Regions from separate parts of the Homo sapiens genome. Here region 1 is linked to region 2. Evidence: chromatin contacts called from ENCODE Hi-C or POLR2A ChIA-PET data. All regions are on one chromosome and are shown on one strand. Each heading gives the region's core, a stretch centred on a gene start or an enhancer-like site at or near the end of the contact. The rest is flanking DNA. Distances are from core to core; before and after follow the strand shown.

What was found. A loop is a pair of places that touch in the nucleus more often than their neighbours do. ChIA-PET counts read pairs that join two places held with the same protein, here RNA polymerase II (POLR2A). Pooled maps may share reads with other maps.
Region 1: a map of CD8-positive, alpha-beta T cell shows a loop between it and region 2 (31-fold over the local background). The contact joins the promoter of HSPA9 here to the promoter of VDAC1 in region 2. A Hi-C loop is called at or near these places in 1 of 168 maps with a recorded cell type or tissue (CD8-positive, alpha-beta T cell) and 1 of 50 pooled maps. POLR2A ChIA-PET finds 5 or more read pairs at or near these places in 2 of 52 experiments (BJ and activated CD4-positive, alpha-beta T cell).

The regions. Positions count from the first base shown.
Region 1 is chr5:138,572,639-138,577,664 of GRCh38, forward strand. HSPA9 (heat shock protein family A (Hsp70) member 9) reads right to left here and starts at 2,763. Exons shown (of 17, transcript NM_004134.7): 1 at 2,600-2,763; 2 at 1,430-1,488; 3 at 1,125-1,212. The coding sequence starts at 2,680. The region is part of intron 1 of LOC105379193 (a long non-coding RNA gene); the gene reads left to right. RefSeq lists enhancers at 2,344-2,991, 2,508-2,557, 2,798-3,077, 2,992-3,640, 3,218-3,357.
Region 2 is chr5:134,003,679-134,008,872 of GRCh38, forward strand. VDAC1 (voltage dependent anion channel 1) reads right to left here and starts at 1,297. Exons shown (of 9, transcript NM_003374.3): 1 at 1,217-1,297. RefSeq lists enhancers at 21-70, 81-130, 1,781-1,900, 1,971-2,030, 2,071-2,140 and silencers at 361-1,400, 1,461-1,520, 1,561-1,610.

The DNA of each region.
Region 1 (5,026 bases), core at 1,513-4,012, 4.6 Mb after region 2:
CTTTTGCTTTCATACTTCCTTTCCCCCCAATCTCCTCTTCTGAAATAACCTGAACTGTCTATGGTCTTCTTATCCCACTTGTTTGGCACCAAGAGATTATTCCTTCTCTTGGCCCTAATTTGGGCTTCTTGGCATTTTTCCTATATGCCTGATATCTGTGGCCAACCCCCCAAAAAACTTAGAAGTAGATATAATTCTCCATGTGGAAGTAAAGATTCTTGTCCCAACATTGGGTATGAAAAACCTGATCTATAGTCTCTTCTTTTTTTTTTTTTGAGACAAAGTCTCGCTCTGTCACCCAGGCTGGAGTACAGTGATGTGATCTTGGCTCACTGCAACCTCCACCTCCTGGGTTCAAGCGATTCTCCTGCCTCAGCCTCCCGAGTAGCGGGGACTACAGGTGTGTGCCACTACGCCCAGCTAATTTTTGTATTTTTAGTAGAGACAGGTTTCACCATGTTGGCCAGAATGGTCTCGATCTCTTGACCTTGTGATCCACCCGCCTTGGCCTCCCAAAGTGCTAGGATTTCAGGTGTGAGCCACTGTACCCGGCCAATTTTTTGCATTTTTAGTAGAGACGGGGTTTCACCATTTTGGCCGGGCTGGTCTTGAACTTGGGACCTCAGGTAATCCACCCCCCTTGGCCTCCCAAAGTGCTGGGACTGCAGGCGTGAGCCATTATGCCCGGTCAGCCCTGATCTATAGTTATGTTTTTGCTGTTTTAGTTGGAAGTACTTCGAGGCCAGGCTTAGTGGTTCACATCTGTAATCCCAGCACTTTGGAGGCCAACGTGGGCGGATCACTTGAGCTCAAGACCAGCCTGGCCAACACAGTGGAACTGTCTCTACTGAAAATACAAAAAATTAGCCAGGAATGGTGGTTCATGCCTGTAATCCCAGCTATGTGGCCAAGGCAGGAGAACTGTTTGAACCCAGGAGGCAGAGGTTGCAGTGAGCGGAGACCGTGCCACTGCACTCCACCATGGGCTATAGAGACTGTCTCCAAAAAAAAAAAAAAAAAAAAAAAAAAAGCGCAAATCAGGTTCTCAAATTCCTTAACTAAGGAAAAGAGCACAGAATTCTGGACAGATTCTGGATAAGGTACTAGTTATCAATCATGCTCACCTTTGCTTGTTTACCTTCCATAACTGCCACGCAGGAGTTGGTAGTACCCAAATCAATACCAACAACTGCTCCCTTGATTGCTTCTGATCTGTAAGACATTTAGAACAGTGTCACAGCTATTGTTATCTTGATAGACCAAAGTCACTGGAAGATAATATTTAATTGGAAAATTAACAGTGGTATACTACATAATCTCTAAATAAATACAGATAAATAATTACAGAGAAGAATAATCACAAATGTAGAAAACACTGCTTTGAAGTTTAATATGTATTCCCTCTCAAAGGAAATGATATTATACTTACGCATAATCCCGCCTTGAAACAAGTCTAAAAGCCTCATGACTAAGGCCATTCCAGCTATCCTAAAAAAGAAAAAACTGACTCAGTCACCAACCAGTGTGTATCCTGGGAGGAAAAAGAGAAAACTTGGGCTCACTTAGTATATAAAATACATTAAGCTACTAAAACAGTAAATATTAAAGTTTCCCAAATAAGTAAGACGAAAAAAGGTAAATAAAAGATGGCCTTAGAATCACATTACAGTAGGATTTCTCAACCGTGGCGCTATTAATTTTGGGCGAAATTTTTGTGGTGGGGGCTGTTCTGTGCATTGTAGGATATACAGCAGCATCCCTGGCCTCGACACCCTAGAAACCAATAAGCACCCCAGTAAGTAAGTGACAACCTAAAATATCCACAGACATTGCCAGATGTCCCCTGGGGGAAAACACTTCCCCTTACCTTGCCGTGCAATTAGTTTAAAAGAACTAGAGTTACTAAGGGTCTTTGAAAGAAAAAAGAAAAGTAGTGGCGTTTCACTAGGATAAAAGACCTTTATTACAACTTAACCTCAGGCTCCTTCCAAGCCTTCCTTAATGCCCACATACAATTCCTGTTCTCTAAAGCATTTGTCTTTTATTTTAGAAAACAAGTAACCACTCCATAGCCTTTTCTCCGCCCCACGATCTGCTTTTTTTTCTGAAGTAACAAACGAGTACAATCTTACACCACAGATTTTGAGAAAATGTTGCTAAGCACGAAAACTGGAGTTCCGACTCAGAGCTTTCTTATTTTATTTCACCGTATCAACGGGATCCTTACACACTCTGTATTCTGTAGAGGAGCCAAAAATAAAACTGAAAATAGTGGCTTTCCCAATAGACTGCATCCCTCACCCCCAAGGCCAAACCTTTCCATTCAGCCACAGAACAGGCCATGAGGACCACTACCTGGTAATTTTGAAATGACACTCTAGATCGCGAGGGGTGTGACTCAGCAGGGCCCAAGCCGGAGGCAAAACCTTGGGCAAAATCTTGACCCGGCAGCGCTAACTATGGAAGGCCCGTTACCTTCCTTCCCGCCTGACCTATACTGGAGAATTCAAACCCTAAAGGGCGCGCGGCCTGCCGCAGCGAAGCCCGAGGCCCAAGGCCCGAGGCCGTGACCCCATTCGGGAAGGTCCCAGTTCCTCACCTGGTGGCGGGCGGCCGTAGGGCCCCGGGAGGCTGCGGCGCCCACGAGACGGGCTGCTGCAGCTCGGCTGGCACTTATCATGGCGGATAAATGGAGGAGTACGAGGCAGCAAACAAGCGCTCCGACGGCAAAGAGCTGCGCGATGCGGTGGCGGCAGCGCTTCTGGAAACCTCCAACCACGTGGGGTGAGGGGCGGGGGTTGGTCACTGCGGCCCAGAGGCCCGCTCTTCCGCTGAGGCGCCGCCCGCGCCGCCTGACCAGAGGATACTCGACTGCCGCTCCCGGAGCCAGGGCGTACAGGTAATATGCTCCGCAGCATGATGGTTGGAGAAAGCCTGCCCTCCTGTCCCGGCTGCGGCGGCTCTGAGCTCAGAAAGAGTCCAGGGGAGGAAGAGGGATATGAAGGCCGTATCTCGGACAGCCCCGGTCCTCGGCGACAGGAAAGACTCAAGGTCACACGGGATAAATTGCGAACCGATTACAGTCTTCTTGCGTCAGTTGCGCGGGAGGAGGAGCCTGTTGGCGCAACAGACATCCAGCTAAGAACCTAGAGCGCATGTGCGCAAGGAGTGGCGGAAAACATGGGTGGAGACTAACTGCGGCGCTCACTGGGTGCCCGAGTGCACGCCAGCGTTCCCTGGGGCGAGCCCGGGCGCGTGCACACCCCCCGGGCGTGGACGTGTTCCCAGCTCCCGCTCCTGGAGGACGGCGCCATCTTGTCTTGTGGCTTTGTGAAGTGAGGACGTCAGTACTTTTGTTGTTTGGTCCCGCCCGTTGTTCACAACTTGAAAGACACTTGGATATGCAGACAGACGTTAAACAATTTCGTGTTGCGTTTTATCACAGGGGTCTTGGGTTTCCAACTACGAAGCGTTTGATTCACACAGAACATTAGGCCAATTAGCCTGCACAAAGGGAAAAAAAAATAGCTGAGCTTGGCCGGGCGCTCACGCCTGTAATCCCAGCACTTTTGGGAGGCCGAAGCGAGCGGATCGCGAGGTTAGGAGATCGAGACCATCCTGGCTAACACGGTGAAACCCCGTCTCTACTGAAAATACGAAAAAGTAGCCGGGCGTGGTGGCAGGCGCTTGTAGTCCCAGCTACTCGGGAGGCTGAGGCAGGAGAACGGCGTGAACCCGGGAGGCGGAGCTTGCAGTGGGCCGAGATCGCGCCACTGCACTCCAGCCTGGGCGACAGAGCGAGACTCCGTCTCAAGAAAAAAAAGAAAAATAGCTGAGCTTCAGGCTCTTCCTCTCCCCACTGTGCTGGGCCTGACTTGAGACTCCTCTGGCCCTTTTTAAACCTTGTGCTGGTGGCAGGATGTCAACTACTTCACTACCCTGTGACCAGTTTTTAGGTTTTTGTTTTTTTTTTTGAGGCAGTCTTTGTCGCCAGGCTTGAGTGCAGTGGCGCCATCTCGGCTCACTGCAACCTCTGACTCCCTGGTTCAAGCTATTCTCCTGCCTCAGCCTCCCAAGTAGATGGGATTACAGGCGCGCGCCACCACGCCCAGCTAATTTTTATATTTTTGGTAGACACCGGGTTTCACCATGTTGGCCAGGATGGTCTCGATCTCCTGACCTCGTGATCTGCCTGCCTCGGCCTCCCAAAGTGCTGGGATTACAGGCGTGAGCCACCGCGCCCAACCCAGTTTTAGATTTTTAAGAAGAGGAATTAATTGATTCAACAGATATGTTTTGGCATGCCTACCGTGTGTCAGTCACTCTCCCAGGTGGTAGGAATACAGCGAAAGCAAAACACGAACGAATGGCTGATGACAGATTGAACTTGATTTTGGAGATGAAGCAATTTGTCCTGGAAGCCCGCTTTCAAAAAAAGAGAAATGTTTCAGACCCCCTATCTCTTCAGGAAGATCTGTATTATTAAGTAGTCACCCCTGGGTGAGGAACTGTGAAGGAAATGTTGGGGAAAGTTGGGGAGGGAAAGAAGCTAACTGAAGAGTTTACATTCTGAGGAGGATGGCAGTGGGAGTAAGAAAATAAACAAAAGTCTAACGTAACATGGGTTATAGATTATATAGATTCTAAAAGTTTTTAAAAAGCCTCCCACACACTCTTAACTGTCAGCTATTACTATATTATCCTCACTAGTTACTTAACACTTCATTTCTCTTGTTTTTAGTTCTCTCAGAAGGCAGGGGTGGCCAGGCGGTGGCTCACGCCTGTAATCCCAGCACTTTGGGAGGCCGAGGTGGGAGGATCACTTGAACCCAGGAGTTCGAGATCAGCCTGAGCGACAGAGTGAGACTCCATCTTTAGCCTCTGTCGCCCAGGCTGCAGTGTAGTGGTGCAGTCTCAGCTTACTGCAGCCTCCACCTCTCTGGGCTCAGATGATTCCAGTGCCGCCTCAGCGCCCCCCTCCCCCGAGTAGCTGGGATTACAGACATGCGGCACTACGCCTGGCTAA
Region 2 (5,194 bases), core at 47-2,546:
CAGGGTTTCTACTTAGCCCTTCTCCACACCGGCACTGTTCTAAAGGTTTCATGCTAATTAATTCATTTTATTATTCCCCAAAACTCATCGAAGGAGAGGTACAATTGCTCCCGTCCTATAGATGAGAAAACGAAGGTATGGGGACTTCCCAGCTGTGTGACCTTGTACAAACCACTAAGACTGCGGGCCTCTAATCCAAAGTCAGGCTCCGAAACAGTTTCCAGAATGCACCGCCGCATTTGGCGAATGAATGAACGACCGAACCAGTAATCACTCCTAAGACCAAGAAGGCCACATCCTTCCCCGTGGGGCCTCCTTTTCCGAGGCCAAACCTTCAGCCCAGGCCCGAGCTCCGGCCTCTACCGCCTAAGTCGACTCTCGGCCGGCGCGTTCCGCTCTAGAAGGCTCTGGCACAGGCGGGCGGTGCCGGGCGCCAGCTTCTGCGGGCGTGGGCCGGCCAGGGCGCGTGGGCCTGGGGACTCGGGGCCACGGTCGTCACGTGAGCTCATCCCCGAGGCGGCAGCGTGGCCGGCACCCGCCCGCTGGCCTGGTCCGGCGAGCGTGGGCGGCGAACGGGTCCCCGCCGGATGCACGCTGGTGGGATCCAGGGCCAGAGGGCGCCGCCGGGGAAGGTCACCTAGACGCGCGGCCCGCCGGGCCTCCACGCGGCCGCCCTTGCACTTCCGCCCGCAAGCCCGGGCCGCCTCTCGCCGCCAGCCGCAGGCGTCTCTGGACCCTCGGCCTCGCGCTCCCCAGCCCAGACCTGTTCGGCACCCGCCTGTGCGGCCTTCTCTGCCCGCCCGCTCACCAGCCAGGCCCGCGCCGGCCGCTCGCGATCCCTCCCCGCGGCCGGGCTGCCGGGGCCCCTCGCCCGCTCCTCCCTCAGCGCCTCCCTCTCAGCTCCCCAGGGGCCTGGCCCCCGCCGTCCAGGGCGCAAGGAAGCCGGGGTCCTTTTCCGCTGCGCCTACCTCAGAGGATGTGGCGGCGGGCTCGGAGGCGGCTACGGCGGGGGCTGCGACGCGGAGGCAGGGAGCCGAGCCAGGGAGCGGAGCCGAGCGAGCGGCTGGGCCAAGGGCGGGGCGGCGCGGACGGCGGCGGCGCGGACCCGCCTCCCCTCCTGCGCGCCCGGCCCGGCGCGCTCCGCCCCCAGGCCCCGCCCGGGACAGCGTCCAGGCCGGGCCAGGGTCCCCATCCCGCTAGCGAGCCGCGTTCTTACCCTTCCGGGCCCCGCTGCCCCGGCAGCAGACACAGGAGCCTGCGGGCGTGTTGCGGGCGCGCGGGAGGACCTGCGTGAGTCGGGGCACGGGGAGGCGCCGGACTGACGTGTGCACCGTGTGTGCGTGCGCAGGGACACGCGGGTTCTTGCTGGAAACCTCGGCCCCAGTGGCAGCGCTCGGGAAGGGGGAGGAGGCCTTCCGATTCTCTGAGCTGTGGCCCGGAGGTCCCTGCGCTAATGGAAGACGCGCGGGGCTCCTGGGCCTCCTGCTTGGCCTCCGCGCTGCTAGATCCCCCGGGAGTTGATGTGGCCGGCGCTGGACCCAAGCCTCGCCTGGGTGGACAAAGTGGCCCCCGGCCCCCCATCAAAGCCCGCGTGGGCCCCATCCCCCGAGGGCAGTCCCAGGCCCAGCGCGGACACTGGGCGCCTGGGGCGGCGCAGATACAGAGTAGAGGCGGCGACTGTTGCTCCCGAGCTCCGCGCTCCGGATACAATGTGTCTGGCGCCTCCGACCCGCCCGCGCGGCGTCTAGACAATCTCAGAGAAAACCCCTGTGCGCCGATTTTGCACTACAGATTAGCGATTTTCTCCTGTAGCAAAGCTACTAGCAGCCAATTTCCATGCATTTGAGAGGCAAAAAGACAAAATAAAACAAAACGTGGATTGGGTTTTGCGAGGTCCCTGCTGGGTCTCTCGGCGCGAGGAGATCACGCCGGTTATGGCCGGCCGGCCGACTGAGGGCACCCCGGGTAACCCCCGCGACCAGCCGGGGCGTGTCCTGCGGGACCCAGTTAGTGTGTGTTGAGTGAACGGTCACCTCGCTGCTAGGCCTAAGCGAGTGGTCTCGTTCACCACTGAGTGTCCCCTGTGTTACGCGCGAGGCCCACTCGAAGCAGGTTTCGAGAATTAATTCGTAGATGGACGAAGATTCTACACATCCTTCGCCTTTGATCAACAAACGTCCTGGAAGGCTTGAGGCGTCTAGGGCCCTGTGGAGGAGGTGCCGGGTTACAGAATCAGGACACTCCTCACAGCCAGCTGCGACACTATCTAAAGCAGTGGGCAACTGGGGCTACGGAGGAGGCAATCAGGACTGGCTGCTGGGAAAAGGCGGCAGATTAAAAGTGGCGACTGGAGTTGGAAAAGGTGCTCCAGTGGGATAGGGTGCTGAGGAAGAGGGCAGCTGATACAGAGTGGGAGTGGGGTGCAGACAGGTTACCTAGGCCCTGTGTAGGGGCTGGGGGAGGGGTGACTGGGAATGTAAGGAAGAGCCCCCTTCAAGATCCTGAGGAGTGTAGGACGGATTCTATGACCCTCCCAGGCGCACGAGTTGCCTGGGAACTCTGGGCTTCCCAGCCTGGTGGTCCCCACCCCGCACACTGAGACTGGTGGGCAGGGGGAGGACAAGAACTCAGGGAGGCCGGGCGGGACAAGGCGGGGCTCCAGGAACCCCACAGGGCTAGGAACAGATGCCGGTGCAACCCAGTTTTGAGGCTGGGAGCAAATGTCGAAGGGCTTCCTCCCCTCCAGCGCCACCTCTCAACTCCGCTTTAAAGAACCAATCTGGGCCGGGTGCAGTGGCTCAAGCCTGTAATCCTAGTACTTTGGGAGGCCGAGACAGGCAGATCACTTGAGGCCAGGACTTCGAGACCAGCCTGGGCAACATGGCAAAACCCTGTCTCTACTAAAAATACAAAAACTAGACGGGCGTGGTGGCGCGCGCCTGTAGTCCCAGCTACTCAGGAGGCTGAGGCACGAGAATCGCTTGAACTTGGAAGGAGGAGGCTGGAGTCAGCTGAGATTGAGCCGCTGTACTCCAGCCTGACTGACAGAGTGACATTGTCCCCCCCCCCCAAAAAAAAAAAACAAAAAAAAACAACAACTTGGAAAGAGTTCTTCATGGCCTCTGCTACCCTGGGCCCCTTCGCCAGCTCCCCTAGGTGCTAGTTTCAGATTAACCACTCACTTAGTGGCTGCGTGACCCAGGCAAGAAGGCTGGCCTCTAAGAGCCTCAGCTTCAGAGTGTTGGTGTAAGTTTAAAATGGGACACATAAAGAGTAGGCACTCGGCCCCGTGCAGTGGCTCACTCCTGTAATCCCAGCACTTTGGGAGGCTGAGGCGGCTGGATCACCTGAGGTCGGGAGTTCGAGACCAGCCTTACCAACATGGAGAAACCCCGTCTCTACTAAAAATACAAAAATTAGCCGGGCATGGTGGCACATGCCTATAATCCCAGCTACTCGTGAAGCTAAGGCAGGAGAATTGCTTGAACCCAGGAGGCGGAGGTTGCGGTGAGCTAAGATCTCACCATCACACTCCAGTCTGGGCAACAAGAGCGAAACTCTGCCAAAAAAAAAAAAAAAGAAAAAAGAGTAGGCACTCATCAGTAACTGGGCCAGGCTCAGAGGCACATGTGGGTAATCCCAACTGTTTGGGAGGCCAAGGAGGTAGGATGGCTTGAGGCCAGGAGTTCGAGGGTGCAGTGAGCTAGCATCCCACTACTGCACTCCAGCCTGGACCACAGAGCAAGTTCCCGTCTCAAGAAATAGTATTAGTAATTTTTTAAAAAACAAAATCAGCTGAGATCTGCAGGTGCCATAATCACTAGAATCCATTGACCCACCACAACCCTGAGGGAGAGGGGAAACCCCCTGAGCCCCACCTCCATTCCATCTGCCACAGCTGATTGGGTCAGGGTTGGGCCCCTGACCCAAGCCAGGTCAATCAGATCCTCTCTTGCAAACCTGAACTGAGAAACCCAGGGATGAGTATGGCAGAGGGGAAAATGCGGGAGCTTTCAAGGCCCTTGGGGAGACCTGGGTCTGGCATCCCTGTCGGTGTTGCGAAGTTAACGAGGGCTTTTCACAGAACAGAGAATGGAGCAGCCGCTGCAGAGGGTGGCTCTGGGCCCCTGTTCCTTGAGTGCCCCCCTGTTCTTGCCATGCGTGGGTTTCCCTGTTCCACTTCAATAACCCCACTTGAGCTTGACCCAGCTAGAGCAAGTCCCTGGCGAAGACAGTCAAATCTTGGTGGGTGGAGAAGGAGGTTTGTGGGGACAGGACAATCCTAACCTCAGTTTTTCTCTGGGCGAATGACCCTGTTTCCCTCTCCTTTTGGTCAGCAAGCTTTCATGGAGCTGACTCCATCCCTGACTCCAAAGCCTTCCTGGGAGTGGCCACATGGCCCAGTCTGACCAATTAGAGCCCTGTATACCTCTCCTGCCCCCGCCTCTCCGCCCCCACATCCTGGCCTCCCACCGCCCCCGATCCCCGCCCCGCAGGGATGGACCAATGAGACCAGATGAGAATTCCTGGGGCTACAGGAATAAAGACTCCCTGAAAATGAAGTAAGCCCATAAGAGAAAGGCAGAGATGAGGTCCTGAATCTAGCCATGCCGGAGACTACACCCTGTACTTACCAGCTGCCTGAGCCAACGGCCTCCTGTTTTGCCTAGTCCAGTTTGGATTGTTTTCTTCCAGATGCTAACTCAGTTCCTCTCCTCCATTCAAGAAGAACAATGTAAAACATCCAGGGAAAATGAGATTTTTCTTTCATTGTTAATATTGGAATGGGTTACCAATGTAAGACTATTTCATTTTAGGGAGTTTTTGGTTTTTGTCTTATCTCTAACTTACAGCCTTAGGGCTTCTACTGTAGATATTTATCAAAGTGGAAAGCAGCCAATTTATGATCAGAATCATAAACCTATTCCACCCCCCTTTCAAGAACATAGGATGAAACACTCCCAACTCTTCTCTTTTCAGAGCCAGATGTCCCTGGATTTCTATGTGGTTTCTTAGCATTGTCTGTGCTAAGTACCAGAGCTTGAAGATGAAGTTCATGAAGGCAGAAATGGTAGTCATTTATGTAAATTAATTTTTAAAGAGAAAGATATTCTGCTTGTAACCAGCATCAATTAATTGGATTATAAAGTTGCATTGTCATAAAACCTAACTTTCCAATCATTTTCCAGTGAAC